3 separate regions of the Homo sapiens genome follow, and regions 1 and 3 are each linked to region 2. Evidence: chromatin loops called from intact Hi-C (ENCODE). Cell type or tissue: IMR-90. All regions are shown on one strand. Links, peaks and the distances in the headings refer to the core of each region. The heading gives the core; the rest is flanking DNA.

What was found. Peaks named below come from ENCODE experiments on the same cell type or tissue, not always from the same donor. Only the 100,000 strongest peaks of a DNase experiment are listed, where the experiment ranks them.
Region 1: a loop joins it to region 2, with 2.4 times the contacts of the local background. A loop is called at or near these places in 5 of 110 quality-filtered maps.
Region 3: a loop joins it to region 2, with 5 times the contacts of the local background. A loop is called at or near these places in 4 of 110 quality-filtered maps.

The regions. Positions count from the first base shown.
Region 1 is chr16:24,765,560-24,776,397 of GRCh38, forward strand. All of the region lies in intron 4 of TNRC6A (trinucleotide repeat containing adaptor 6A), which reads left to right. Among named protein-coding and RNA genes, the nearest start is that of TNRC6A, 41 kb to the left of the region's middle. In IMR-90, for the core only: no CTCF peak of the experiment used is centred there; DNase peaks (open chromatin) are centred at 4,412 and 5,752; H3K27ac peaks cover 299 bases.
Region 2 is chr16:24,576,303-24,587,140 of GRCh38, forward strand. No RefSeq gene overlaps it. Among named protein-coding and RNA genes, the nearest start is that of RBBP6, 42 kb to the left of the region's middle. In IMR-90, for the core only: a CTCF peak has its summit at 4,548 (motif pointing right); a DNase peak (open chromatin) is centred at 4,579.
Region 3 is chr16:24,732,307-24,743,144 of GRCh38, forward strand. The region is part of intron 2 of TNRC6A (trinucleotide repeat containing adaptor 6A); the gene reads left to right. Among named protein-coding and RNA genes, the nearest start is that of TNRC6A, 8.1 kb to the left of the region's middle. In IMR-90, for the core only: no CTCF peak of the experiment used is centred there; a DNase peak (open chromatin) is centred at 5,215; H3K27ac peaks cover 1,454 bases.

The DNA of each region.
Region 1 (10,838 bases), core at 3,210-8,209, 190 kb after region 2:
TGGTTTTTTATGAGATATTTAGAAGGCATATGTGCACTAACCTCTTTAAAATAGAAGCATAGGTTCATACCGGTTAAGAATTTACTAATGGCAGGTATTTTTCTTCCTGTGGAAGATGTCTTTGAGCTATGTAACAAATAAGATTTGTAGCTCTGCACTAACAGAATGAAAAAAAAATGGCCTTCCACTTTCATGGGAAATAGTTAATAAAATGATTATTTTTAGGTAGATCATGTAACAAAGTCACTATTTTTTCTTTCCTCCTATTGTGAAAGGAAAATGATTTCCATAGATTTATACATGTAAGTCTAGATTTATGTACTCAGGGAGGCTATGAAGAATGCTAAGGAGACCCGTTTTGGCTTTAGGCAAGGATTATTTCTAACAAACGTAGATTTGTTGCTTTTAAATACTAATACATTTATTAAATTTGGTAGAAATTTATGTCTGATGAGACTGATCTACAGGACAAAGGAAACAGGAAGTAGATATGAAAAAAACATTAATGGCTATGAAATAATTTTTAAAGTGGTTAATCGGTACTTAGCCCTTTATTTTTAGAGAGTTTGTTTTTGCCCTTATAATTAAGATGAAAATAATGTATACTAGAAGGAACACTTGTTTGGGAGTCACATTGGGTTTTAAATTTCACCTCTGCCATTTACTAGACGTTCGAGCATGAATAGCTTTCTGAACTGCATTTGCCTCATCTGTAAAATGGGAATAATATTTCAAATTTATGGACTCACAAAGAGAATAAAGAGATAACAGATACATTGCCTGGCATCTAGCTGATACTTGGTAAATTTTAATATCCACCATTGTGGTTTTGCAATATCCTAGCAACCTTTCAGTCCCTTGAAATGACATGCTAGCAGTTTCTCCAGCTAATTCAGGGTTCCTCCATACCCAGAAGTGATTTGCTTTTGCTTCCCATTAAAGTAGAACCCAGCCCAGCAAAGGTGAATCACAGTGCAGTGCAAGGAATAGGTCTTAAAACATGAGGATGGGATCTATCAACTTCATAAATTTGGCAGGCCAAAATTGGTCTTTTTTCTTTGACTTGTATTTATTTGTTTGCCATGCATAATCACTTGTACTTTTTTCTTTTTATCTTTTTTTTTTTTTTTTTTTTGACGTGTAGTCTCACTCTGTCGCCCACGCTGGAGTGCAATGGCGCGATCTCAGCTCACTGCAACCTCCACCTCCCAGGTTCAAGCGATTCTCCTGCCTCAGCCTCCTGAGTAGCTGGGATTACAGGCGCCTGCCACCACACCCAGCTAATTTTTGTACTTTCAGTAGAGACAGGGTTTCACTGTGTTGACCAGGCTGGTGTCGAACTCCTGACCTCAAGTGATCCACCTGCCTCGGCCTCCCAAAGTGCTGGGATTACAGGCGTGAGCCACTGTGCTCGGCCACACTTTTTTCTTTTTATGAATTTCCCATCCTTACTATTTGCCCATTTAGTTCTTGGACCTAGAGTTTTATTTAGCAGTTTACTTGAGCTCTTTGTATAATAAACTCATTAACATTTCATCAGATGTATTTGATGCAAATATTTCCCACATTGTGGACCATATCGTATATATGAAGTCATTCTGAGGATGAGATACGAGGCAAGAATATCTAAATTTTGCCTAATCCCAGGTGCCCCATTGGGAATACATACGCTGAAGATGCAAATACATGTTCAGAAGGAGGAAAGCACAATTAAATCACATTTGTACTATTAGCTTGGACTTCAGTCCTAAACTCTAGTGTGTTGAATGCTTCTCTGTATTAGATTTAGTATCCTTAAACTAAAACATATCTTTCCTTAGATTAGGGAAAGTCGAGGTGAGGAGGGTTGGGAAGGAACAGAATGGATCCCTTTAATTTGTTCTAAAGGACAGGTATTTTCCAGTTTCCCTTTTAAATTGGAATATACACATTTGAAAAAATACACATCAGTATTTTATCTATTTTATCAAATTTATTTTTTATTCTTAAAGTTCTTGACTAATTGCTATGCTGAGAAAACATACCATTTTTCCAGATTTAGAAAATAGTTTGCCCATGTTTTGCAAAAGCTTTTAAAATCTCTAGCATTTTATAGTATTAATTGTTTAATTTAGCTGAAGTTTATTTTTATACTGTATATTTGGGACTTTTTTCCTAATTTAAAAAATCAACTAACCATTCTGTATTTCTTAACTAATTTATATCTTCAGTGATTTAATGACAGTTTCTTTATTATATAACTTTAGGGAATTAAAAACTCAGTGGGAACTAACTTCTACTTGAATGTTCAGGTATTATGTTTATGTTTTTTCTTATTTTTAAATTTTGAGTCACAAATGGAAGCTGAAGCTCTCTAGAGATTGCTACAGTGTCTTCCAGAACTGTTTTCCAGACTTACTCAGACATGAGAACCCCATGTGATACTTGTTTTTAAATATATGGATTCTGATTAGTAAGTGTAAGGCTGAAGAATCTTTTGCTTCTAAACAGTTCTAATAAGCAAATTTGAAGAGAGCCATTCTGTACTTTTATGTTATGGAAGAGAGATTAATAGGCAATCTGAATTTTTTTCTTTTAAAAAGTGTGCCTGGGCCGGGCGCGGTGGCTCATGCCTGTAATCCCAGCACTTTGGGAGGCTGAGGCGGGCGGACCACGAGGTCAGGAGATTGAGACCATCCTGGCTAACACGGTGAAACCCCGTCTCTACTAAAAACACAAAAAATTAGCCAGGCGTGGTGGCGGGCGCGCCTGTAGTCCCAGCTACTCGGGAGGCTGAGGCAGGAGAATGGCGTGAACCCGGGAGGTGGAGCTTGCAGTGAGCCAAGATCGTGCCACTGCACTCTAGCCTGGGGGACAGAGCGAGACTCTGTCTCAAAAAAAAAAAAAAAAAAAAATCTTAATTGCAATGAAAGATACTTAGGAAAATCCTTTGTTGTTGCTCTTACTTGAGAATAACATTTTCTAACTGAAGAGCTGTCATTGGTACACTCCATCTTGTCTTTTAGGAGCTTAACTTGATGGTTTTTTGTTTTCCTATATAACGACACATATAGAAATAGCAATTTTAGGTAAATTTAAAGTTTGCCAAGAGAAGTATTAAAATGCACTGTATATTTTATAGGTGTTTACTAAGTTATATTTTCTAGAGGTCAACTTAGCACTCCAGTCTCTTAAAGTGACATCATGTGTTAAAGCAGCGTTTTGTGTACTGTATTTCTGCCAGTGTTTTAGAAGATTTACAAAGTAGCCAATGTGAAAACTATTATACAAAGTTAAATAGTAGACTTTGACAGATAGGAATAATGTAAGGGCTTGAGGTATTAAGGCATGGAAATTGATGTTTTGGGGATTGGTAGATGATTGTTGGCTGGTCCACATTTAACTTCTTTCTGTTAAACTTGTAGATAGTCAAAGTGAAGTTCATTAAATATTTTCTGAAATCAGTTTATTAAGGTGACATAAAGTATTTTAAACATTTAAAGAAGTATTAATTAAAATGGTATTACAAATTTAGAACTTGGTATATTTAGAACTTTGGTTATATTGTCTGTTCTTGGGTTTTCATGTGAATATAAGACAATTGCTATTTTTTTTCAATTAAGAGGCTATTTTTTAAAACAGTTTTAGACTTACAGAATGATATGTTTTTATATAAGAAATATCAAGAAAGCTTGTAGAATAGCAAAGCTTAGCAAAAATTAATTTATTTGTCTTATTGGTGCATTTCATTGTTTCACAAAGTGGGGGGTCCTGATTTGGAACACAGACTAGGAAAAGGTAGGGTGAATTCTTTGAATAGATAATTTTTCCATTCTTAAAAGTTTAACTTGTTCATTTTTGGACCAGTTAAAATTTTTTTTCCCATTTCTTTAAAACTGTGAAATAGATGGGTGGGGTCACAGTATGACCAAAAAAAAAAAAAAAAACCCTAAAAATAGAGCTCTTTACTAGATATCTATGTTTTATCCTAGCTAAATGTAACTCTTTTCCATTAAAATCTTTTTTGATATGGACCAGGGCAGTCTCAGGGCTAATTAGAGAACCTTCTCACATTAATGATCTCAGTGGCTGGTCTTGTCCTGCTCTCTCCATGCCAGCTGTAGGTGTTTTTTAGAGCAGAGATTTATTTAAAACTATTGATGCATTCAGCAGCATACTAACCAGTGACCATCATTCTTACTTACTCTTCCTCTTGATCATTCTTTCTCTTTTCTTTACTGGTTCTTCATTATTGCACCTCTTGAATATTGATATTCCACAGTGTTTAATCCTCAGTATTGTTCTATCTTGTTTTGCATAGATCCAGTCACTTTGTGTATGCTTGGCAATTCCTGGATTATTCATTCAACCAGCATTTGCTTTGCTTGGTTCAGGAAATGCTAGTGATAAAGTGAAGGAGAAATAAGAAACCAGCACTTACAGAGCACATTGACTGCATTGTAAGGGATTTGTAAGAGTTTCATCAGAATAGAGGAGGGCAATCTGGTTGTCATAACATAACATGCTTCTAAGATACGCCCAGTCTGGGGGTGGGGGAAATTAGATGTTTTCTAGGCAAAAACGACAAAAATATTTGCAAGAAAGGTATCAAGGCATTTTGAGCAAAAGAAATAGCGTGAAAGAACGTGATACGTTTTGGGGAATTGCAAGTATTTGGTGTGGTAGAAGAGAATGCAGTGAGTGTGGACATAGCAGGATATGAATCTGGAAAAAGGTAGAGAGGGGCCATGCCAAGGAGTTTAGAAAGGAGTTCCAAAAGTGGTTTTATGATACAGATAACTTGGGGCAGGTAGATGATAGATTTCGGGATGCGTGAAAGTGGGTGGGGCAGGGATCAAGACTTGAGCCAGGCCTGCAGTCCCATTAGGAGGTTTTTGTGAGAGTAAATTGTTGAGGGCCTAAATCAAAGAAGTGGCGTTGGAGACACAGGATGCATTTGAATTTGAGGTATTCTGTTGGGCCTGTTGACTGACTAGATACAGGGGAGTAGGGAGAAATTGAGGAAGAAATTCCTGCTTGAGTAACTACATAGATAGTTAAGCCATTACCTAAAATGAAGTTTCTCTCCCGTCACTCTGGCAGTTATGACTTATTCTTGCCTTTACTTCCCTCCTTCTATCTGCTGCTTAAACCCATTCTTAGGTTTTGTCATTTCTTCCTCTACAACTCTTTTCTCACCTGTATGTTGAATCTTAAATCCATATTTTTAATCCAAACTTTTTTGAACTCCAGAACCATATATTCAGTTGCATCCCGTGTGTGCATATTCTGTAGCAATGGTTCTCGAAGTTTACCTGAGGACAGGATCCCTAGGAGGCTCCTCAAAACTCTTTCATGAGATCCATGAGGTCAAATCAATTTTCATAATAACAGGAAGACTTTATTTGCCTGTTTCACTTTTATTATGAGTATATAGTGGAGTTTTCCAGAGGTGACACAGTGTGGGATACCACAACAAATTGGATGCAGGCGCATATGTGATAATCCACCTACCTTCTGTTAAGCCAGATGTTAGAGAGACTTACAGAAATGTTAAACAGTGCCATGCTTCTCACTAATTTTGTTATGGAAAATAGAACAATTTTTTTTAAATGTATGTATGTTCGTATGTAATAAATTTATTTTTAACTCACTTAAAATATTTGTTTAAACTTTTATTATGGTAAATGTATATACAACACACATAAACGAAACCTTTTGGAGTTCTCAGTGTTTCAGAGTATAAAGGACCTTGAGACCAAAACATTCGAGATGTGAGTCAGCAGAGGCAGTGTGGTTAAGTGCCTTGCCCATGGTCATATAGCTAGTAAGTTGCAGAGCTGAGATTTGAATCCATCCAGTCTTTTGAACCTATACTTCTTGTCCTGGGACAGTTTAGGTAAGATTAATATTACATGTTTCTTGAGGATACACACCCATCCACACACGCCCCCTGTAAAGTTATCTGAGCCTGGTGCATGTTATGTTATGTTATGTTATGTTATGTTATGTTATGTTATGTTTTATGTTATGTTATGTTATGTTGTTATGTTATGTTATGTTATGTTATGTTATGTTATGTTATGTTATTCAGGAGTTGGGGCCTTACCATATTGCCCATGCCTGACTTGAACTTTTTGGCTCAAGCGATCCTCCTGCCTCAGGACTACAGACATCTGCTGCTGTGCCTGGCTTTTTTGTTTTTGTATTCCTGGTGTGTTTTGGAGGGATAAATCTTGGGAGACCCTTTCAGAGTTTCTGCTGTTATACTATAGGACCTTCTATTCCTCTGTGAGCCTATTTTGGTAAATTATATTTGATAAAGCAGAGTTTGGAAAACTACAGTCTGCAAGTGAAATCTGGCCCACTGCCTGTTTTTGCATATGCAGTGTTACGAAATATAGTCACATCCATTTGTTTGCATTTACCTGTTGTCTATGACTGCTCTGGTGCTACACTGGCAGAGTTGAGTAGTTGTCACAGATTCTGTGGTCTGCAAAGCCCAAAATATTTACTCTCTCATCTTTACAGAAAGAACTTGCCAACCCCTGTTGTATAACATAGTTCAATTTAGTTGGGTTTTGTTTTACTGGGATAGATTGTACATAGTATTTTCTTGTCTTTTGGTAATCTCCACGTTTGAATTTGTGTCTTTTTCATTCCCAGTGCTATTTATATCTCTTGTTTTTATTCCCATTGTTTGGGATGACCAAAATTTAGCCTGACTTATTGGTAACAGTGTTATGTTGGTGCTCCATCTTTTACTGTGCTCTCCAATAATTTAAATGCGATTAGATTTAGAGATACGTGTTTCTTTTTCTTTTTCTTTTTTCTTTTTTTGAAACAAGGTCTTGTTGTTGCAAGACTTCGGGAGGCAGACAGAGGTTGCAGTGAGCCAAGATCCAAGATCGCGCCATTGCACTCCAGCCTGGGAAACAAGTGCAAAACCCTGCCTAAAAAAAAAAACACTATTAAAGGCCATGTGCAGTGGCTCCCAGCACTTTGGGAGGCCAAGGCAGGAGGATCACCTGAGATCAGGAGTTCGAGACCAGCCTGGCCAATGGCAAAACCCCATCTCTACTAAAAATAGAAAAATTAGCCGGGGCTGGTGGCACACACCTGTAATCCCAGCTTCTCCTCAGGCTGAGGCATGAGAATCACTTGAACCAGGGAGGTGGAGGTTGCAGTAAGCCAAGATTGCACCACAGCACTCCAGCCTGAGCGAGACTCTTGTCTCCAAAAACAAGTATATACTAGTGAAAAAGAAAAAGTATGGTAGTATTCATCAGGGAAATTATCTGATCCTGATGGACACTTTCATAAATTTGTCTTATTTCTTCTATGTAAACTAGCTAATCTGTTTAGATTTCCTGCCTCTTCTATAGTCAGTGTTAAATTACTCCCTCCTCCAGCTTTTCAAACTATTTATAGATTTGAACATAAATATATTAATTGCCGAAGGTTATTTTTTTCCATTTTCATTTTTTTAATAAAGTTTTAACTATTCTTTTTCATAGAAGCATGCCTTGGATTATATAGATTTACTTTAAAAGTCATTGATCTCTCTTTTATATTTACTAATTCCGTCTTTCTATTTCCTTTACTTTAGTATGTGCGGGTGTTTTCCCCCTTCTTGAGTTGGATTATTATGTTCTTGTTGGAAATAAGGCTATGAATTTTTTTGTGTGCACTGGTTTAGCTGGATCTTAAAATGTATTGTATGCAGTGTTTCCAGTATTAATTTCTTGGTAACCCTGTAATTTAGTGTTTATTTCTTCTTCATCTTGAAATGTACTTTTTTCTTCTTTTTCTTTTCTGTTTTTAGCTGCAAAATTTGTGTTATGCAGTTGAAATTTATTTAAGGCAGATTTTTATTTGCTAGTTTTATCATTTTAGTGACATTGTATTGTAATCCAGAAATATCCACTGTATTATTTCTAGCCTTTGCAGTTTATTGATGTTTTCTTTGCTGCTGTATGGCATGCATGTGTGTGTGTTTGTGCACGCGTGTACATGCATGCATGCATGTTAACCTATGATTGTTTCATGGGCATTTGTCAAAAAGATGTTACCTGTTTTCAAGATACATGGTTTTGCTTTTTTCCGGTTTTCTCTGTCTCCATTTATTTTGCATGTTTTGGTATTATGAGGCTTGGCATATGAAAGTGCTTAATTGCTCATATCTTTTTAGTTGTTTTTTTTATTATGAATATGAAATTTGTCTTATCCTTTATAATGCTTTTCTCTTTGAATTTTGTCTGATATCAATATTGTTTTCATTTTAATTTTCTTAGCCTTTCTTGGTTGTATATCTTCCTCTCTACTTTTTTTTTTAACCTTGCTGCATTGTTTTGTTTTAGGAGTGCTTTTTGCGAAGTATATTGTTTTTCCTTTCTTAGTTTAAGAGGCTTTATCTTTTAACAAGTGAACTTAACCCATTCACATTTATTGTGACACAGATAATTGGGGGCTTCTATTTAGCATCCTAGTTTGCATTAACCAGAATTTTGAAATTTTTTAAAATTCCATTTTCCATGTCCGTTGAATAGATGAAGTTTTCTAATTTTCCTTTTTCCCCCCTTCCAGTGGTTTGGGTGATTATGAACATAGTTAACTTAAAATTTTTAACTACACATAAACCATGCCAGTATTAGTCAGTATTGATATTTGTTACCTAGCAACCCCCACCTACGTTCACTGTTTACTCCTTCTGCACTCATTACTTCTATGTCTTATTTTGTATCTAAGATTGTACTTCAGATTAGCTTCATGTAATAATCAGTAGTTACATTGTCTTGATGTCTTTACTGGTTTTAATGAAGCTTTCTGGCCCCGGAAATGAATACCTATCTCAGCTTTGTATTCCACATGGTACTTTACTGATCAGAAGTACAGCAGTTACTTGAGTTCATGCCTTCATATAGATCATTCACAGTTTTTGTATATAGGTTTTCTTCTGGTTCTTTGATAAATAAAAAGCATCTTCCTGCTCCTTTCTCACAGACTTTGTTTGGACCTAAAACTGTCACAATTTTTTTTTTAATGTTTAGATTTTTAAAGTAATGAAGTGGCAACAAACCTGTATTACAGCAGCAGGTAGCTGCCACCTTAAGTTGATGTTCAATTGCCAGATGCCACACTAAGTCCAGTACTAAGCATGTAAAAGCTGAGTAAGCATTTTTATGTTCCTCATAATGTTACATATACAGTTGTCCCTTGGTATCTGTGATGCATTGGTTCCGGGACCCCCAACAGATACCAGAATTCATGGATGTTCAAGTCCCTTATATAAAATGGTGTAGTATTTGCATATAACCTAGACACATTCTTCTATATGCTTTGAATCATCTCTAGATTACTTACAATACCAAATATAATGTAAATGCTGTGTAAATAATTGCATTGGTTTTTATTTATATTTTTATTTTTGGTTTGTTTGTTTGCTTAGTATTTTTGATCCATGGTTGGTTGAATCTGTGGGTGGGGCACACATGGATGTGGAGGGCTGCCTGTACTTTATCTTCCTTAGGTTTCAGAGGTACTTTAGAATATTCTAGTGCCATATGGTCTTCATGAAGTGTTTTTGATAGCCAGTGTCTGCTTATTACTGCATGAGGTACACGAAGGAATATACGTTATTGTTACATATTAGAAGCATTATATTGTCTGGGAGACAAAATTTTCACCCATAATTAGGCCTAGAAAGCACTTTGCCCCAATTATCAGTAAGAGACTCATCAGTGAGCATCAAGAATGGAAAGGATTATAAACAGTAGATGGAATATTTGTAATTATTCACTGTAATTCTTCCTGAACTACAATTTGTATTACTTTAGAAAAATGGAAGTCACATGGAAAAAAAAAAAGAGGCTAAGATCATATATTATATTAAAAAAGTATAAATGACATAGACTAAATTTACCAGATGTTCAGAGAAGAAAGAAAATGGGGAGATCAGTTTGTTAGGTGAAGGGAGGCTAGAGCTGAGAGTGTGGAAGAGGAAGTTGGTGGCTATTGTAAACTCAGGTGACCAAGGCTTTAATGACATTGTCATATATATTGTAGGCATTTGATAAAGATTTCTTTTGGACACAGTAATAACTTCACTTCTGTTTACTGAGTGGTTACAACACACTGGGCACTTGACCAAGACTGTTGCTACTTTATGGAGGAGAAAGACACAGAGGTAACTCAGATGGTGAATAGTGGGCTGTTTTAATTCCAGGGTGGGAGCTCTTAACCCTTGAATGGAGATTTTTCTCTGAGTGCCCTCACCAGTAACATGGGGGTGTTTCACTTCACTTATCTGACAGTGGTATCTGTGAGGATACATTACAGCATTTCATAGAAACATTCAACTGCTACCAAAGTATAAGGTGGTATTGTGTCAGTCATTAACGAATAGCCACTGTTTATATAGCCTTATGTTCTGTGTTTTATAAACATGAAGACATTTAACCTTAGGATAGCTCTGCAAGGTGTAGGTACTATCTCCATTTTACCGAGAAAACAGCAGGCTCAGTTAGGTTTATACAACTTGCCCAAAGACAGAAAGCTTGTAAAGGCAGGGCTGGGGTTGAAACCTGGCACCAAAAGCTCATACACCATGCATCTCTGTACTTCTCCAACTGGGTTTACTTACACTAGCTTAAGGCATTTCCATCCGTTTTATTTCTTTCTTTCCACTCTTTTATGAGTCAAAAATTTCCCTATTTGCAGTTTCCGATTTATTTTTCAGATTTAAGATAGAGCATCCAGATTATTTATCTCATTTTGATTCATCTCATAGATAACGTTATCTTTGTCTTTAGTTCCATGTTCTGAGTTTGTCTTATATGATTCAGATATTACATTTTTAG
Region 2 (10,838 bases), core at 2,226-7,225:
TTTTTTAAGTGCAATACTTACTAAGTGATTTTAAAATTTTAGAATGTTATATTTCTATAGGTGACAGGCAAGTACTGTAAAGATCATGAAAGCTGTTCAGAACTGAATTAGGGAAATGCTGCCTCTGAATCAAATTAACTTTCTTCTGAAGGGCCCTCCTTTCGTTGTGATGCTTAGATTACATTTGTTTATTCCCAGACACCCCTGTTGCACGGGATGGGATGTCTGGCCTAACCATTCCAACTCTACCCCACCCCACACACAACACACACTGCCATTTTGACTTTAAAATAATCCAGCTAGATTTACTGTTAATTCTTGCTAATCTGGACCAAAAATCTGGATTAGATCTCTCACGTTCATAGGATCTGGCACCCAGAACTTTTTTTATCATACATTCCATCATCCGAGGTCAGTTTCATTACCTAAGCTCGTTGTTCCTTAAGCTAAACTGACCTTTTCTTTAAGTGCAGTCCACTCCTATGATAATTTTCTAGTTACTCAGCACCTGTGGCAATTCCTCTCTTGGAGAAACACTGGAGTTAAGCTCTAATGTTTCATCCACGACTTGGTCTTCCAGCTCCATCCTTTGTTGGTCTTATTTGGGGCTGAAGTTTCAACTCATCCCCCAGTCTCTCTTCTTTCTACTCTTTCCCTTCACTAGTATCCTATGCCCTGTTGTTTCAGCCACACGCTAACATGCCCATAACCTGCTGCTCCTTACTCACCTTGCTGCACCCAAACAGCTAACCTTCAAACCCGGATTAAGGTGCTGAACACTGCTTAACAAAACTAGTCTTTGAAGACAATTTAAGAAGTAACTTATTTGCAAGGCACTGTGCCAGGTGCTTGGACTTCATTTAATCCTTAAAAATTCCAGTTGTACTTGATGTCTTGTGTTAAGCAGGAAAGTCCACTGCCAGTGAAGGCTCAGTCCAGCCTTGGATATTCAAGCCAGCTCCTAACTAATCCAACTCGCCCCTACTATGTGGAAGAGTAAGCCAGCAAGTAAGACTCCACCTCTTGCAGATCCCCAAAAAACCATGTCATGTCTCCCTATCTTTTGCACTCAGCTGTTTCATCTGGCTGGAATTTCCTTCCTCCTTTGCCTGCTTCATAATTTCCTGCTCATTGTTCAAGAGTTAGGTTGCTGTTACCAGGCGCGGTGGCTCACGCCTGTAATCCCAGCGCTTTGGGAGGCCGAGGCGGGCGGATCATGAGGTCAGGAGATCGAGACCATCCTGGCTAACACGAAGAAACCCCGTCTCTACTAAAAATACAAAAATTAGCCGGGTGTGGTGGTGGGCGCCTGTAGTCCCAGCTACTCGGGAGGCAGGAGAATGGCATGAACCAGGGAGGCAGAGCTTGCAGTGAGCTGAGATCGCGCCACTGCACTCCAGCCTGGGTGACAGAGCGAGACTCCGTCTCAAAAAAAAAAAAAGTTGCTGTTTTGGAATTATTCCCTCACAGTGCCCGCCCGCCCCCATACGTGCCTGAGGTGCGGTAGCATCCCTGGATATGCTGTAGTAACACCTTCCAAATTGTTTTCTGTGGGCTGTGTTTGGTTATCTCACTCACTGGACTGAGCATGACTTCCACAAAAAGTCTAGTTTATATTCCGGAAGCCAAACCATGCCTTGCACATAGTAACAAATGTTTGAAATAATGAAATTACCTTGTTTTAAACTTTGAGATTGTGTTTTGCCAAGCAAGTTAATTCTTACCCACACACTGGCCTAAAGAAATATGTGTAGAAGCTAGTAATAAGAGCAGACTTCACAGACAACCGGTGACATGTCCGTTTCTCAAGGGAGGGATTAATTTTTGGCCTACTGCAGGTTTGAAAAGTAGTATCCTTCAAGGACCTAGGTGTTTCTGTGTGCCAAGAATACTCCAGAGTGTTAAAATCAGGAGCTTAAAAATCACTCCTTTGCTAGTGTCAGCATGGCAAATGAAGGGAGCGAAACCTGCTCCAAAATATTTAAGCCAGGATTTCAGAGGAGCAAAAAGCTACTTAATAAACGTAATAGTTTATTCATCCCAGTCTGCGCAAGTGTCTCCGTGTACTTGTCCACTTTCCCTGTCTTTCAGCGCCTTTAATGAATGCTGTTCTTACTGTATAAAGCTAGACATAGAACAAAACCTCTGATTTGAAACATGTCCTTTCTGAGAGTTTTTATACCACTGCTCATTTACTTTAGCTTCAGCAGTTGTCTTATTTTTAACTAGAAAAAAGCCTCCTATATATAGTATGTATATATATACGTATGTATATGCGTGTATATATAAAATATAGAGAGCGAGCGTGTACCCTGCATTTTCTTTATGTCATAAACACATCCTTTGACATTAAATTTTTCCACAAACATTTTTAATTTTGAGAATTGGAATGGTCAGGAAAGAATAGACTTAAGGTCACCTACTTAAATCCTGGAGAAAGTGTACCATGAAGCTGCTGTATGTGAATAACTTCAGCATACGGATCTGAAAGAAATAGGATTAATAGGAACATTCAAAGACTTCAGGCAAATTCTTTCAGTATGGATCTAAAGTATAAACAGCTTATCAAGGCTCCTCTTTGATAAAAGCCTTTGAGATTATTTTTAGGATCATGTTAAAAGGACTTTTTAAAAATAACTATTGCTAATTCCTTTATGCACTTTACCTTTTATTAAATTTAATGAAGGGTGAACAGTGATCTCATATTAAAGCCAACACCAGCGTGAATCTTGCTTTTCCACTTTGCTTGAAATGTGGCTCTTTTGTAATTTACTATGAAGTTGGTTTGGCCAGTGTGAATGTTTTCAATTTAGGTTTCTATTTTTAAAGTCTCTGTGGTAAGATTTTCATATGAGAATGGACATACATTTAGAATTTAAAATCTTCTTTGGTAGAAACAACTGGAACCTTAATAATTTTTGGCGGGGTTGGGGGGGTTGTTTTTTTTTTTTGTTTAGAAACAGAGTCTCTCTCTCTCTCTGTTGCCCAGGCTGGAGTGCAGTGGCACAATCATAGCTCACTGCTTCCCCAACCTCCTGGACTCAAGCAATCTTCCCACCTCAGCCTTATGAGTAGCTGAAACTACAGGTGTGTGCCACCACACCTGGCTAATTAAAAATAATTTTTTTTTTTTTTTGTAGAGATAGGTCTTGCTGTGTTGCCCAGGCTGGTCTCAAACTCTTGGCCTCAAGAAATCCTCCTGCCTGGGCCTCCCAAAGTGCTGGGGTTACAGGGATAAGCCACCACACCTGGCCCATTAACAAAATTTTGATAATTGTTAAAATATGTTTTTACCTAGCTTAATGATATATAAAGCTGGTAGACTGATTTCTTTTTGTATCCTAAAAACTAAAACCAATAAACACAAATATGAAAAATGAAGCCAGGGAAAACTGTATTAGTGCTAGAAACTCAGGAAAAGACAGAAGGGGCAGACATAGCTAAAAATATGGCATTTCTGCCATAGCACCACATCTTAAAAGTTTTTTGTTGTTAATGGAGAGAAGGCGAAATAAAGACAACTGACAGTTCTCTCCTTGAGAAGGCAGATGGCCTCTTGGAAAGCTTGAATAGAAGATCTTGGGTATTAGGAACACACCATCATCTGAAGAAACAGGGATGGGCCATGGAGCAAATGAAGTTAATTTCCTTTGAAGTCACTTTGAATATGATGAAAATTGCACAAAGGAAACCTGAAGCGTAGGCTACCATGTTGACGGGGATGGAAGAAGATTCTGTCCAGAGACAGATTTGTTATAGCTGGTCTTGTTGCCAGGAAGGAGGCCGGATCACGCAGCCCTCATTCCCCTGGCTATTATGGGGGCTGAAGGGGGAAAATATGCAATTTTCAAAACATTATGGCACTGGTGCCAGAAGAGGCAGACAAGTCAGTGGAATTGAATACAACACCATAAATTGGCCCAAATATAATACACAACAGTTTGAGCATAAGTAAATGTGAAAAAGGATAGGTTTTTCAATAAGCTTTGAGTGAACTGGTTAACCACTTGGAGAAAAAAAAATCACATCTTAAAATTCTAGACTAAATATTGTTTATCCAAAATTTTATATATTTAGGATTTAAAATATTCTTTTGTATAAATTTTGGTACCAAAATAAAATGTTGATAATTGTGTGTTTTGACCTATCATATTACATTCCTGGATTATATTCTTCCCATCTTCTAGGATGACCATTTTTTGATAGGTTAAGAGTTTATTATTTCAACTGGCCAGTCAACTGGAAGCCCAGGAGCTTCCCCGATATTTTTGATAATGGTTATATGAGATCTGGTTTATCCTGATTTGCTCCTTTTTAATTTTCTGATGTCTCTTGTGCTGATTTTTCTCTTCAGAGCTTCTCATTATGGTACAGTCTCAATCTTTATACATTTTGTGACATTTCTGCCTATTTTCTGAGAACACATCACATCCTCTCATCTTCCTGTGCACACCATCGTCCCTTCTTTTCTGTTCTACTTCATAGTTTCTTCATCTCTGAAACTGAAATTAGCCATTATTTTTCTGAACCAAGGATGAATTATGCCATTAGAGGGCAGAAGAAGCTGCTTGTTCTTTAAACTAGCAACTGTTTCCCCCTCTGCAATTTTTTAAAATTACAATCTCAATTATTACACAAATAAACATCTGAAAATTTTAAATGCCACTAGCAGCCGGGTGCGGTGGCTCATGCCTGTAATCCTAGCACTTTGAGAGGCTGAGGCGGGTGGATCACTTGAGGCCAGGAGTTCAAGACGAGCCTGGCCAACATGGTGAAACCCCATCTCTACTAAAAATACAAAAAAAAAAAAAAAAAAAAAATTAGATGGGCATGGTGGTGCACACCTGTAATCTCAGCTACTAGGGAGGCTGAGAATCACTCCAACCCCGGAGCTGGAGATTGCGGTGAGCCACTGCACTCCAGCTTGGGTGACATAGTGCGACCCTGTCAAAAAAAAAAAAAAAGCCACTAACAATAAAACAGAAATGCCAACAAAACAAAATTCTGGTGCCTTCAGGCATTTAGAGTTACCTTTAAGTCCAAAACCAGTGTGATTCTCCATCTTCCCCCTCCCCCCACCGATATTGACTTTTCTACCAGGATATGTCTGTGGTAGTTAGCATTTTCATTAAATTTGCCCAGATCATAATACATTCTCAATTTTGCAGGCTTTAAGAATTTAATTTTTCTCACAAAGTTGTACATTGTTTAAAAAGTCATAAAGTTCTTCAGGACTTACAACAGGCCGGGTGTGATGGCTCACGCCTGTAATCCCAGCACTCTGGAAGTCGCGGTGGGCAGATCATCTGAGGTCAGAAGTTCAAGACCAGCCTGGCCATGGTGAAACCCCGTCTCTACTAAAAATACAAAAAATTAGCCGAGCATGGTGGTGCACGCCTGTAATCCCAGCTACTCAGGAGGCTGAGGCAGGAGAATCACTTGAACCCGGGAGGCGGAGGTTGCAGTGAGCCAAGATCACACCATTGCACTCCAGCCTGAGCAACAAGAGCGAAACTCCATCTCAAAAAAAAAAAAAAAAAAAAAGACTTACAACAAAAACTTCATTCTCCTACTCTAATTAATTATATGCTGACTAATTCTTTACAGGCCATTTCAACTCTGCTAGTTCTTTCTTTAAAAAAGAAAAGAAGAATGTTATATGTAAATAACACACTCCTCCTATTACTTGATTTTTCAGTCTCAAGTATGAGCCACAATTGACTTTAGCAACACCCACACACATACACCTCTACCCTCTCCCACCCTCTCAATAAAAGTTTTACCATTTGGATTAAATAAAAATGGTGGTATACATTATTATATATCTATATAAACAGTTCCACATTGAGTCACTTGGTATAGTAGGATTGCTTTCATGTAAAATGTTGTTTTTCCTGGAATTAATATCAACTCCCGTTTCAAAAGTTTGATTTTCTATGGCTCACTGGAAACAAACCTCCTCCCAGGATATTCAAATAAGTGTTCATCAGTTTTACCCTTTTTCTTGGGATATTCCCCTCCAGAACCTTCTTTCTACCTATCTAATAAAAATTGGGGCCAGGCCCAGTGGCTCATGCCTATAATCCCAGCACTTTGGGAGGCCGAGGTGGGAGGATCAATTGAGGTCAGGAGTTTGAGACCAGCCTGGCCAGCATGGTGGAACCCTGTCTCTACCAATAATACAAAAATTAGCCAGACGTGGTGGCACGCACCTTGTAATCCCAGCTACTCAGGAGGCTGAGGCTGGAGAATTGCTTGAACCTGCGAGGTGGAGGTTGCAGTGAGCAGAGATCACACCACTGCACTCCAGCCTGGGTGACAAGAATGAGAGAATCCATCTCGAAAAAAAAAAAAATGGCTGGGCACAGTGGCTCATGCCTATAACCCCAGCACTTTGAGAGGCCAACATGGGCCGATCAGTTGAGGTCAGATTGAGACTATCCTGGCCAACATGGTAAAAGCCTGTCTTTACTAAAAATACAAAAATTCGCTGGGGGTGGTGGCGCACGCCTGTAGTCCCAGCTACTTGGGAGGCTGAGGCAGGAGAATCGCTTGAACCCGGGAGGCAGGTGTTGCGGTGAGCCGAGATCGTGCCACTGCACTCCAGCCTGGCAACAGAGTGAGACTTTGTCTCGGCAACAACAACAAAGATTGGTTGCCCTCTAGACGTACCCCAAAACTGCCTGCTCCTGGGTCTTCCCCTCGCCCTCTCTTCTGCATTAGATCTTTGCCTTCCATCCTGTGTCTTTCTCTTCCTAGGTTTGCTTCCTCATTTGAGGTGGAGGACATGTGCTCTAGTAAGTTACTGCGGAAGGGTACCTGGGAGGTAAAATTTTTCAGAGCCTAAAATGTCACAAATGTTCTTACTCTACCCCGACACTTGATTTATGGTTTGGTTGGGCATAGAATTCTGCACTGGAAATCATTTGCATTCATACCTGGAGGCATTTCTCTATCATAATCCTGCTTCTGGCATTGCTAACCAGGCGTTCAAGCCATTCTGACTCCTAATCCATTTATATGCAATTTTTGCAATATTTTCCCCTCCCAGGATTCTTTGGTAACTTCCTTTTAACCTAGGTACATTTAGAAAATCCAATGTTGTGATGATGACGTTGCGACCCTTTTAAAATATACTTTGCCAAGTGCTCTATGAGCCCTTTCTTTCATGTCTTTCATGAAATTATGTCTTTTATGATTTTCTTGGAAACATTATTTTATTACTTGTGGGATAATACTCTCCATTCCATTTTTTTCTGCTTTCTTTTTTTGGGACTCATTATTTTGATATTAGATTTTCTGGACTGATCCTCTACTATTTTCCATTCTTGTGTTTTGTTTTGTTTTGTTTGACCAGGTTGGAGTGCAGTCATAGCTCACTGCAGCCTTGACCTCCTGGGCTCAAGCGACCTTCCCGCCTCAGCCTCCTGAATAACTGGGACCACAGGCACACGCACCACACCTGGCTAATTTTTTATTTTTTGTAGAAGTAGGGTCTCTCCATGTTGCCCAGGCTGGTCTCAAACTCGTGGGCTCAAGTGATCCACCTGCTTCAGCCTTCCAAAGTGCTGGGATTACAGGCGTGAACCAGTGCGCCCACCCTCCACTCATATTTTTTGTTGTGACGTTTCCTCAACACTTCAGTTCTTTACTTCTGCTGGCATATTTACAATTTCTTTTTTTCTTTTTCTTTTCTTTCTTTCTTTTCTTTCTTTCTTTTTTTTTTTTTTTTGAGATGGAATTTTACTCTGTCTCCAAGGCTGGAGTGCAATGGTACAATCTTGGTTCACTGCAACCTCTGCCTCCTGGGTTCAAGCGATTCTCCTGCCTCAGACTCCCGAGTAGCTGGGATTACAGGCGCCTGCCACTGCACCAAGCTAATTTTTGTATTTTTTAGTAAAGGCAGGGTTTCACCATGTTGGCCAGGCTGGTCTCGAGCTCCTGACCTCAGGTGATCCACTCGCCTCAGCCTCCCAAAATGCTGGGATTACAGGTGTAAGCCACCACGTCTGGCCCATATTTACAATTTCTCAGGGTTCTATTTTTTTATTTCCTGATTGTTCCCCTTTTCATAACATTCTATTCTTTTTCATGGCTATAATAGGACTTGTAAAGATATTCATTTTGTTGAGGTTTTCTTCTGCTCTTCAAGTTAGAAATTTGTGAGATATGACAAGAGAGTTCTATTATAGAGTGATCTGAGTGTACCACTTCACTGAGGATCTTCCCGGCATTTTTTCTTGTGGTTAGTTTCTTCCAGAGGGGAATCCTCCACTCTTTAGAATGGGGATGAAAAACTATAGTATAATTACAAATCCAGCTACCAGGAATTTTTTGGAGCCAAGTAAGCTTCCATTCAGTATATATAGACAGACTCCATCCTGCTCTTTCCAGTACAGCACCCCTATCCACTTGATGTCCTCAAGTCCAGAGTCCTTCTATTCTTTGGTACCCAAAAGGGCTGCATATTTTGGACTACTTAGAGAGCTTTAAGACATACTGAAGGCTGTATACCTTACCCAGAGTTTTTACTTTAATACATCTGGTGGGGTGGTCTGAACATCAGTCTTTTAAAATCTCTCCAGGTGACTCCAATGTGCAGCCAAGGTTGAGAACCACTGCTCTAGTTGAACCTCTCCAGAGAGTAAGCCTCTAACTTCTGCCAAGGTGTGCTGCTTTGTGTTAACCCTTTGGACCTATCTGCATTCTGGCTTTCAGTGTTCTTTTTTTATTATTTTTTATTTTTTGAGACGGAGTTTTGCTCTTGTCCCCCAGGCTGGAGTGCAATGGCATGATCTTGGCTCACTGCAACCTTCGCCTCCTGCGTTCAAGCGATTCTCCCACCGCAGCCTCCTGAGTAGCTGGGATTACAAGTGTGTGCCACCACGCCCCACTAATTTTTTTTTTTTTTTTGAGACGGAATCTCACTCTGTCGCCCAGGCTGGAGTACAATGGCATGATCTCGGCTCACTGCAACCTCCACCTCCCAGGTTCAAGCGATTCTTGTGCCTCAGCCTCCCGAGTGGCTGGAATTACAGGCGTGTGGCATCACACCTGGCTAATTTTTGTATTTTTAGTAGAGATGGGGTTTCACCGTCTTGGCCAGGTTGGTATTGAAGTCCTGACCTCATGATCCACCCGCCTTGGCCTCCCAAAGTGCTGGGATTACAGGCGTGAACCACCGCACCCAGCCTAGAGTTCTCTCTTGCCTGCATATTCTGATTCACTTTAGGCTTCTAGGTTATGAGTCATCTGGTTTTTAGGCTTCTGATTCAGACCTCTGGTTTTCTGGTCAGCTTACCCCTTGTTCACATGAATTTCACCTTTCAAAAATGTGTTGCGATTATTTCCTCTTCTGCTCTCCCTGTTTGTGCCTTGTTTGACCTTTTATTATCATTACAGTGCACTCTGGAGAAGGAAGGAAGAATATTCGATCCACCATGCTTCGCTGGAATTTCTGTCCTACTCCGTGTCATTAACAGTCATGTTAAAATGTCAGCAGGGGGCTTGCCAAGCCAGATTTAGCAAAAATTGAACCTGTAGAACATCAAAGATTTCCCCAAGACGCTGTAAATTTCTAGGCTGCTTATGTTTTCAAGGCCATTCTAGATTGGTTATTTCTGGCTCCTTGATCAACCATATCAACTTAAGTTCTTTCTATAGATTAAGAAAGTTGTCTTTCATTATTTCTTTTTCTTCTCCAACACCACCACCACCACCATTTTTTTCTTTCTTTTAGTGACTCTGATTGTTTGTAGGGTGTAGCTAAGGGATTTGTCTTCCATATACCTTTTTCTGCCTCTCTTTTTTTGTTTTGTTTTTGTTTTTGTTTTGAGATTGGATCTTGCTGTGCCACCCAGGCTGGAGTGCAGTGGCATGATCACACCTCACTACAGCCTCGACCTCCTGGGCTCAAGCGATCCCCACAACCCTGCCTCAGCCTCCTGAGTTACTGGCACCACAGAACGTGCCACCACACCCAGCTAATTTTTTAATTGTTTTGTAGAAATGGGGATCTCCCTTATATTGTTCAGACTGATCTCAAACTCCTGGCTCAACCAATCCTCCCACCTCAGCCTCCCAAAGGGCTGGGATTACAAGCTTGAGCCACTGCGCCCAGCCCTCGGCAAACTTTTAAATCATTTTTTAAGGTTTCTTTCTGTTGGATAAATCATAGTTTATTTTCCCTAATTCAATGATCTTCATATACAGTCTGCCATTCAGTTTCTCCTTTGTGACTTTTCATTTCAAAACCACCTCTCTCATCTCCATTCCGTCTTCCTTTGCTGCTCCTTTTCTAGGACAACTTGATCAAGTTACATAGATGTAGAATCCACTTCAGTCTTGCTGAGAACATAAAACTGACGTTGGCTCTAATTTTTTGTTATTGTTTCTGAGGAATAGATTTCTGAAGGAGAAAGCAACTCTGAGGCCCCACATACTTGTCATTTAAGTTTTTGGTGTGTGTGTGTGTGTGTGTGTGTGTGTGTGTGTGTGTGTGTGTGTGTTTCTAAAGATGAGGTCCTGTAATCCCAGCACTTTGGGAGCCTGAGGCAGGCAGATTACTTGAGTCAGGAGTTTGAGACCAGCCTGGCCAACATAGTGAAACCCCGTCTCTACTGAAAAAAAAAAAAAATTAGCCTGGTGTGGTGGTGCATGCTTGTAATCCCAGCTACTCAGGAGGCTGAGGTAGGAGAATTGTGTGAACCTAGGAGGCAGAGGCTGCAGTGAGCTGAGATCATGCACTCCACCCTGGGGCACAGAGTGAGACTCTCTCAAAAAAAAAAAAAAAAAAAAAAGAAAAAAGAAAAAATAGTAGTAATAAAATTAAAAATAAA
Region 3 (10,838 bases), core at 3,293-8,292, 160 kb after region 2:
AATCAAGGCATTGTATTCATTGAGTAACCATTTTTTGAGCATTTTCGATATTTCAACTGTGGGACTGGGCACTAAGCCAGGGAAGAATGTAAGTAGTTAAATTTATTGATTGCTTACTATGTGCCTGGCACACTTTTCCTAAGATTTTACATGGACTCATCTGATCCTTGAAAAACCCTGTGAGGTAGGTAGTATTGTTATCTCCGTTTTACAGATGGAGAATTTGATGTATAAAGAGGTTAAGTAACTTGGAGGAGACCATATCACTGGTAATTGGAGTAACTTTTTAGGCTTCGAACTTGCAAAATTTGAAAATTTCTTTTGGTAGGCGGGACCCACAGATGCATGCAATACTTCTAGATCAGTTTTTTCATCTGGGCACTTGACATTTTGGACCAGATAATTTATTATTTTGAGGGTTGTTCTGTGCATCACAGGATGTTCAGCATCCGCAGTAGCACTCCCCGTCCAGTTGTGACAATCACCAATGCTTCCAGATATTGCTAGATGTCCCTGGGAGTGGCGCAGAATCGACCCTGGCTGAGAACCACTGCTCTAGATCTTCATTAGGAATTGTAACGTGAAAGCCTCCAAACTTTTAGATGTTGAGTTAATTTAAACATCTTTTGGTCGAGTGCTGTGGCTCACACCTATAATCCCAGCACTTTGGGAGGCCAAGGCAGGTGGATTGCTTGAGGTCAGGAGTTCGAGACCAGCCTGGCCAACATAGTGAAACCTCATTTTTACTAAAAATACAAAAATTAGTTGGGCGTGGTGGCATGCGCCTGTATTCCCAGCTACCCGGGAGGCTGAGTCAGGAGAATTACTTGAACCCTGGGAGCGGAGAGCCGAGATTGTGCCACTGCACTCCAGCCTACTTGACAGAGTGAAACTCTGTCTGAAAAAAGAAAAAAAAATCTTTTAATAACATGGAAGCCTAGACCCTATTATGTAGATCCTCAATTTGGAAGCCCTGGTTTCTGAATGTCAAAGATGTGTTGCCATTCTCCTTTTCCTCTGCTAAGCTGCAAATCCTCAAGACAGTGTGCCTGGTAGCCAGTGCCAGTTAAACAACATTGGCACAAATAATAAATTTAGTTTACTATCATAGGTAAACTGTCTTTTAAAATTCACAGTTGGCCATTAAAATTGTCACATTATGTTAGTATCATGGGAGCCATAATATCTACATGAGGGCGATTACCATTAGAACTGAACTTTGAAGAATGGAATCAGTTTTGAAAGGCAGATAAAAGGGCATTGTAAGAACAACAACAGAAGTAAGGACACAAAAATCCAGAAAGTACAGGAGATTTTGATATTGCAGTGGGTAGTTCAGGTTATATAAGGTATTTGTAGCAAACTGGTTAAGGCCAGATATAGAGGTTCTTGAATGTCAGGTTGAGGAACTTGTGCATAAATTTTTAGGTATGGGAGCTATTGCATGCTTTTTGTTGCGTACTGATGTGATAGAATAATCTTCTGGTCTGGGATTACTAACCAGGTGTATTTATGGGAGAAAACTAGCGATCTAGGCAAGAAGCGATGGAGGCCTGAATTGAAGTGGTGGCAAAAAGAGGTGAGTGAGGCTGGACCCAGTGGCTAACGCCTGTAATCCCAGCACTTTGGGAGGCCAAGGCAGGAGGATTGAGCCCAGGAGTTTGAGACCAGCCTGTGCAACATGATAAGACTCTGCCTCTACAAAAGAATTTTAAAAAATTAGCTGGGTGTGGTGGTGTGCACCTGTAGTCCCAGCTACTTGGGAGGCTGAGGTGGGAGGTTTGCTTGAGCCCAGCAGTTTGAGGCTTCAGTGAGCTGAGTTTGTGCCACTGCATTCCAGCCTGGGAAACAGAGTGCAACCCTGTCTCAAAGCAAAAAGAGAGAGAAAGGAAAAAAAAGATGAGTGTATAAGATACTGAGGAAGTTAAGAATCTGGGATTTGACAGCTGATTAGGTGTCAGAGGAGTCAAAAATACATAGGAATCTTCATCATGGGTGAATGAGAGTTTGACCCAACCTCTGAACAGAACAAGTCAGAGCAGAAATAGGAGTTTGGGGAGAGAAGATGCTAAGTTACATTTTGCAGTTGTAAAAAAAAAATCTACCAGTACTGGTCTAGACCAGTAGAACTCAGCTGGTCTAGTCTGAAAAAATATTTTGGAGGCCAGAATCATAGAATCATTGAATATTTAGAGCTGGACTATGACTTTAGATAGAGATCAGCCAGCATTCTGACTTCTTCATTTCTCAAGTGAGAAAGCTGTGGTTGAAACAGATTCAGTAACTTACGCAAGTTTATATTCTCTGTCAAGTGACCCAGCTGGGATTTAAACAGGCCTTTTGACTCTAATTCTAGTATTCCTCCCATGTGCAGTATTTTATTTTATATTGCACAATAGATAAAATATAATTTTGGTTTCTCCTTTTTTATTCTAAAAGAGTAAAAGCAGTTATCTCAATATGTTATGTTCATTCTAGTGATGACTTTACTATCATGTACTAAATGTGTTTTGTTTAAAGTAGAAGTTAACTTCACGTTATACTGATTTGTCCCCCCATAAACCAACTGTATGTCATCATATAACAAAAGTTGTTAAAAGTGCTATATACCATATAATGTTGCATCTAAACTGGGACACTTATCTGAGATGCTTTTGCGTGGGACAAATGCTATATTAGAAATGACTAGGACTGGCCAGGTGCAGTGGCTCACACGGGTAATCCCAGCACTTTGGGAGACTGAGGCACGTGGATCATTTGAGGTCAGGAATTCAAGACCAGCTTGGCCAACATGGTGAGACCCCGTCTCTACTAAAAGTACAAAAATTAGCTGGGTGTGATGGCATGTGCCTGTAATCCCAGCTACTTGGGAGGCTGAGGCAGGAGAATCTGAACCTGGGAGGTGGAGGTTGCAGTGAGCCGAGATTGTGCCACTGCGCTCCAGCCTGGGCAACAGAGTGAAACTCTGTTTCGAAAGAAAGAAAAGAAATGACTAGGACAGCAGGAGTAAAACCCCAAGGCATTAGGTCTCCGTAGCTAAGGTGGATCCCACTCATGCAATTCATCAACCTTTGTCTGAAAAAAAAGAAAGAAAATCTGATTTTGTTAAGCTTTTCTTTTGCTTTGCTGTGATACGGTTTGCAGGCCAACACATGCATATTGCTATAGGTTGGTGCGAAAGTTAATTGTGGTTTTTGCTCATTTTTAATGTACCAACCCAATATGCTTTTTTTCCAGCTTAATTTGGCAATTAGGTGGTAAATCACTTGATAGGATAAATTAATCACAATCTGTAAACTTAATTTAAAAATGTGTAACAACCCTCTGTGGAAAATTTGAATATAAACATCAAAAGAATACCATTCTGTAAGCTCTTTTGATTTTTGGCATCTGAAATGTCTGAAAGTATAAATTGCAAAACATATTTACAATTTTAATGACAACTGCAAAAGTATTGCCCATGATTGGAAAGACTAAAATGGTATGCGTTATATGTATTCTGTTCAGGCTGATGCATGATAAATCTCTCACTGAAAAAACAGAAATCCCTATCTCATTTTAAAATTTTAAAAAATTGGCCGGGCACAGTGGCTCATGCCTGTAATCCCAGCACTTTGGGAGGCCGAGGTGGGCAGATCACTGGAGGTCAGGAGTTCAACACCAGCCTGACCAACATGGTGAAACCCCATCTTTACTAAAAATACCAAAATTAGCCTGGTGTGGTGGCACATGCCTGTAATCCCAGCTACTTGTGAGGGTGAGGGAGGAGAATCGCTTGAACCTGGGAGGCGAGGGTTGCAGTGAGCCGAAATTGCGCCATTGCACTCCAGCCTAGCCTGGGCACAAAAGCAAAACTCTGTCTCAAATAAATAATCAATCATTCTAACCTTAAGCAAAATTGGAAAAATGTTGCAACTAATACCTGTATCTCTTTACCTAGTTTTAGTGATTATTAATATTTTGCCACATTTGTTCTATCGTGACATTGCACACCAAAGTATGGCAGTAGGTATCTCACAGAATAAGGGCATTCTACCTGACAGCAATCAAATGATCACCCACAGGAAGTTTAACTTTACAATTCTGTCTGGTCCCTATTCAGATTTTCCCAATTTTCTCAAAATTTTTTTTAAAGTTGTATTTGTTCTTTCACTCAATTGCTGTATCCTGGGTTGCATTTAGTTGTGTCTGAAGTTTCTCTTACATTAGGAGCATTTTCCTGCCCTTTTCTGCTTCTCTCTTGACAATGACATTTTGAAATAGTCCAGTCTAGTTGTTTTTGCAGACTGAAATTTGCATTTTTTGGGTCTTGTCTGTATGATTAGGTTCAGGTTGACCCTTTTTGGCAGGAGTATCCCATAGGTGATGATGTGTTTGTCTTCAGTATTCCCTCCCCACAGCATTTTGAAGTAAATTAACCGAAAGGTTATCCAATATTCTTACTTCTACACTGACTTGGTGTTTCTTTCATTTTAGGAAATGCCAAACAATTGGTTTAAACCGAGATGTAATTTTAAATATTTGAGGTTACAGTAATTACAGGTCTTTGTATTTAAATCGATCAGCCATAATGATTACTGCTTTTATGAAGATTTATGCCAAAGGTAGCTCCCTTACTGTGGGACATAAAAGTTGCTTGTTTTCAGCTTTGACCAGTGATGAACTGATAACCCTGGTAGGAAAATGAAACATTGGGGCTGGGCTTGTAATACGCTTTCTTAAAAGAATGCCCCATTGAAATTAGAGTGGCACGGTGCCACCAGACCAAGGGTTCTCATCCCGATGCCACAGAGGGACCACAGGTGTTATGAAGTGGTTTGCAAAATTGAATGTATGCCAAAATAAAATAATAAAAATAAAAATAAAACCCCACAACAAAAGCAGATATGGTCTTTAGTGCTCATTAGATCTCAAAGGGTCATTACTCCTCAAAGATTAAGAAACTGCTTCTTTATGAGGAGGTTGTCAGAGGAGCTGAATAGTATCAATAAGAGGAAGATGTTTGAGATTCAAAAGGAAGTAATATTCGACTAAGGCATAGCTTCTTTCCATCTTAAAAAAAAGCCACCCATGAAAATAAATATAGTTTAAATTTCCTATTTAAGATGTCTTATTTTAAAAATGATTTGCATACTCTGTGTGTTTGAGTTGGCTATGAAGGAGAAATCCTAGCATTTCCACTCTTGTAACTAGGGAAAAGCATTTTGAATTTTTAGCAGTAGTATATTATGTGATGATGACTCAGCTGACTTCCCGTTTCAAATGGAATGTTCAAAACAGATTGAAACCTGGTTGAAGAATTTTATACTTTGAACCTTACAAGATATTTTCTGCAAACAGTGACTGATTGGATTTTGTATAATAACAAACAAGATTAAGCCAACTCAGTTGTTTTGCTGTTCTTATTAGTGGTTTTCAGTCAGGGAGCACTTATTGAGCAGTTTGCTGCAATAATATTGAATATTTTTAGAGTTATGACGTCTGTGTTTTGTTGACTTTGGTCCCTTCTTTCTCCCATTCTTTTGAAGTTTCCCTAAAACATGTGTGCACAGACGGGAGAGAATGGTAGTTAAGTGTGTGCTGATTTTAAATGTCCTTTTAAATATCATTTATTCCTTGATAATTGACTGTATAACTGATGTAAGAGAAATATGTTTTATATGTTATTCCACTTGTGAATCTCTTTGCAATGTGAGGCATATAGTGAAAATCTTACAAAGATAGGGTCATAAAATGTGCATTCTCTACACTGCTGCAGGTTAATCGTCCTCGAGCCACGTTTCTGAGGCCTGTCAGTCACTATTTCTTAGAAACCTTTGTTGGCTCCTTCCCAGTGACTCTGGAATTAAAGCCCAGACTCTTGTTTTTTGCTCAGCTTATCAATTTAGCACTGTCCCTTCCACCTTTTGCCCTGTCCCTAACTCTTCCTTCTCTGAATGTACCTTTCAGTTTCTCTCAACTTTTAAATAACAGCTTTATTCAGATAAAATTCCCATATGATAAAATTCACCCTTTTAAAGTCCACAAAGTGTATGATTTAATGGTTTTTAGTATATTCACAGAGTTGTGCAATCAGCACCACTGTCTAATTCTAGAATTTTCACCCCTTCACCCAAAAACCCCATAATAGCAGCCACTCCCCATTTGTCCCTTCCACCCAGCCTCTGGCAACCACTAATCTACTTTCTATTATAACTCTATGGACTTACCTATTTTCGTTTAAGTGGAATCATACTATATGATACTTTTGTACGTGACTTGTCTTATTTAGTGTAGTGTTTTCAAGGTTCGTCCATCATGTCGCATATATCCTTTATTCCTTTTTATGGGCAAATAAATTTCATTGTATGGCTATTGCCCATTTTGTTTGTCCGTTCATCAGTTAATGGGCATTTGGGCTGTTCTAACTTTGGGGCTATTATGAATAATATTGCTATGAACATTCATGTACAAATGTTTGTGTGGACATATATTTTCAATTCTATTGGTTATATACCTAGGGGTGGAATTGCTGGGTTATATGGTAACTTTGTTTAACTTTTGTTTGTGTTGTTTTGTTTTGTTTTTGAGACGGACTCCCTCTGTTGCCCAGGCTGACGTTCAGTGGTGCAATCTCAGCTCACTGCAACCTCCCACCTTCCAGGCTCAAGCCATCCTCTCACCACTGCCTCCCAGGTAGCTGGGACTGCAGGTGCATGCCACCACGCCTGGCTAATTTTTTCTATATTTTGTAGAGATGGGGTTTCACTGTGTTGCTCAGGCTCTGTTTAACTTTTTGAGGAACTGCCCGACTGTTTGCAAAGCAGCTGCACAGTTCTACATTCTCATCAGCAATGTATGGAGGCACTAGGTTCTCCACATCCTTTCCATTGCCAGCATTTGTTAGGGTTCTTGTTTCTGATTTTAGCCATCCTAATAGATGTAAAGTGGTATCTCATTATGGTTTTGATTTACATTTTCCTAATGGCTAATGATGATTAGCATCTTTTCATGTCCTTATTGGCCATTCGTATATCTGATCTGAGAAGTGGCCATTCAGATTCTTCTCCCATCTTTAAATTAGGTGATATTTTTTGTCATTGAAAAAGGTCTTTATATAGCTTAGATACAAGTCCCTTATTAGATATATGATTTACAGGTATTTTTTCCTATTTTGTGGCTTTTCCTTTCACTTTTTTTTTTTTTTTTTTGAGACAGAGTCTTGCTCTGTCGCCCAGGCTGGAGTGCAGTGGCATGATCTCAGCTCACTGCAAACTCCACCTGCCAGGTTCAAGCGTTTCTCCTCCCTCAGCCTCCTGAGTAGCTGGGATTACAGGCACCCACTACTATGCCCAACTAATTTTTGTATTTTTAATAGAGACAGAATTTCACCATGTTGGCCAGGCCAGCCTTGAACTCCTGACCTCAAATGATCCACCCGCCTCTGCCTCCCAAAGTGCTAGGATTACAGGCATGAGCCACCGCATGCAGCCTCTTTTCACTTTCTTGATGAAGTCCCTTGAGCACAAAAATTTAAAATTTTGTAAATCTAGTTTACCAGTATTTTTTTCTGTTACTTGTGTTGTTGGCAACAAATCCAAGGTCACAAAGATTTACTTGTATTCTAATAATTTTATAGTTTTAGTTCTTAATGTTTAGTTCTGTAATTCATTTTGAGTTAAGTTTTGCATATGGCATGAGGGCTCCAATGTCATTCTTGTTATGTAACTATCCAGTAATTCCAGCTTCATTTGTTGAAAAGACTTTCATCTTGGCACCCTGTTGAAGGTCACTTGATCATAAAATGAAGAATTATTTCTGGACTCTCAATTCTATTCTGTTGATACTATGTGTTCATCATTATGCCACTTCCACACTGTCTTGATTACTTCAGCTTTGTTGTAATAAGTTTGGAATCAGTATGAGCCTTCCTTCAAGATTGCATTGGCTGGATAACCAGAGACTAATTATTAAAAAAAAATTTTTTTAAAGATTGCATTGACTATTCTGGTTGCATTTCTATGTGAATTTTTGGATCAGCTTGTCAATTTCAGCAAAAAGGCAGCTGAGATTTTGATAGGAACAGTGTTGAATATGTAGGCCAGTGTGGACAGTATTGCATTTTATAATATTAAGTCTTCCAGTTCACGAACATGGAATCTTTTTCTATTTATTTAGGTCTTTAATTGTTTTCAAAGATGTTGTGTAGTTTTCAGTGTGTAATCATGCTTCTTTTGTGGAATTTATTCCTAAAACTTTTTGATGCTATTGTAGGTGGAATTGTTTTCTTGATTTACTTTTTGGGTTGTCCACTGCTACTGTATAGAAATACAGTAGATTTTTTTTAAAGTTTTTTAAAAATTGTGAAACACGTAAAATTTACCATCTTATCCATTTTAAATGATGTAGTTTGGTGGCATTGTCCATTCACATTGTTGTGCAGCCATCACCACCATCCACCTCTGCAACTCTTCATCTTGTAAAATGGAAACTCTGTACCCGTTAAATCATAACTCCCTATTGCCTTCAGCTCTTGGCAGCCACAATTCCACCTTCTGTCTGTATGCATTTGATTATTCTAGATACCTCATTAGTGGAGTCATAGAGTGTTTGTCCTTTTGTGACTGGCTTATTTCACTTAGCATAGTGTCCTCAAGATTTGTCCATATTGTAGCGTGTGTCAGCCAATTGATTTTTGTATGTTGATACTGTGTTCTGCGGCTGTGCTGAACATGTTCATTAGTTCCAGTAGTCTTTATGTATCTGGATTCATTAGGACTTTCTGTGTACAAGAGCCTGTCATCTGTGAATAGAGACAGTTTTACATCTTCTTTTCCAATTTTCGTGCATGCTTACTCACACACGCACTCTCTTTTTTCTGACTGGAACCTCGAGCTCAGTGTCGAATAGGAAGTGGCAAGATCAGACATCCTTGTCTTGTTCCTAATCTTGAGGAAAAGTATGCAGTCTTTATCATTATGTATGTTGTGAGCTGTGGGCCTTTATCAGGTTAAGGAAGTTTTCTTTTATTCCTGTTTTGAGTGTTTTTGTCTTGTAAAAGGATACTGGATTTTGTCAGATGCTTTTTCTGTGTCTCTTGAAATCATCATGTAGCTTTGTCCTTCATTCTATTAACATGGTGTATTTCGTTGATTTTCATGTTAAACCACCCTTGCATATCTGGGATAAATCCACTTTGTGTAGTCCTGTTTGTTGCTAGATTTGGTTTGTTAGTCTTTTGTTGAGGAGTTTTATGTTTGTATTCATAAGGGTTATTGGCCTATAGATTTATCTTTTGATACCTTGGTTCTCTTTTGGTACCTGGTACCTGATTTGCTCTGGTTTGCAATCTGGGACCTTTAGCTGTTGGTTTTGCGTCCACCTAATTCTGCATTGTACAATAATAATTGTTTTTATGTATTCAGTTTTATTTTCTACTGTATGCACTTCCTCCTTTGGTTGCAACCTTCTTTGCATCCTAACCTTAGCTTAGTGCAGTGCTTTGTGCCTAGTCTCTCATGGCTAGCAATTAGTGTACACTTTTTACATTTTATTTATTTATTTTTTGGGGGACATGGTCTTGCTCTGTTGCCTAGGCTGGAATACAGTGGCGTGATCGTGGCTCACTGTAGCATTGAATTCTTGGGCTCAGGTGATCCTCGTGCTTCAGCCTCCTGAGGAGCTGGGACTACAGGCATGTGCCACTGTACCTGGCTAATTTTTTAATTTTTGTAGAGACAGGGTCTTGCTGTGTTGCCCAGGTTTGTCTCAAACTCCTGGCCTCAAGTGATCCTACCACCTTGGCCTTCCAAAGCACTGGGATTACAGGTATGAGCCACCACACCTAGTCCCACTGTACACTTTTTACATGCATCTGTTAAGTACTTCATCTGCATTACCCAATTAAATCTTCACAACCACCCATTGAGGGAGGTACAGTTTGAGACGTCTCATAAATTAGATGATGAAGGCTTCAGAGAAATAAAATAAATTGCTTAAGGTTACACACGTAGATGGTGGAATTGAGGTTTAAGACCACTTCTATTTGACATTTGGACCCAGGGGTCTTCACTGCATGCTATGCTGCCTAGGAAATGCTTGTTTGAATAGATTGGAATTGAACTGGTCCTTAAAGGAAAAGTAACATATGGATAAGAGTAAGAATTAAAAGAGTGCATTTTTGGCAGTGGTGTTGGTGTTACAGTGTTAGTAAAGGCAAGGAAGCAGGAATTGGAATCTAATTAGAGTGCCCAGTGACAGGGAGTATTGTACAAGTAGGACTGTTTTTTGTCTCCAGAGCAGTAATTAGTCCTATTTGGAAGAGTGAGATTAACATCTAAAATAATTAGAAAATGTCTGGGCGCAGTGGCTCACGCCTGTAATCCCAGCACTTTAGGAGGCCGAGACAGGTGAATCACCTGACGTCAGGAGTTTGAGACCAGCCTGTCCAACATGGTGAAATCTTGTCTCTACTAAAAATTTCAAAAATTACCTGGGTGTGGTGGCAGGTACCTGTAGTCCCAGCTGCTCAGGAGTATTGTACAAGTAGGCAGGAGAATCACTTGAACCAGGGAGGCGGAGGTGGCAGTGAGCCGAGATCGAGCCATTGCACTCCAGCCTGGGTGACAGAGCGAGATGCTGTCTCAAATAAAATAAAATAATTAGAAAATGAGTATTGTTTAATTAGAGGTCAAGGATGAGGTTTGTTTGGATTGGAAAGAATCATGAAGGGACTAGTAATTAAGCCTTAAAAGAAGAGTAGGATTTGGGTGGGTAGATGTAGCAAACTGAGTTTTGGGTCAGCCTTACCACAGCCTTGTACCATCTGACAAGTCATTAGGACTTTCTGATCCTCAATC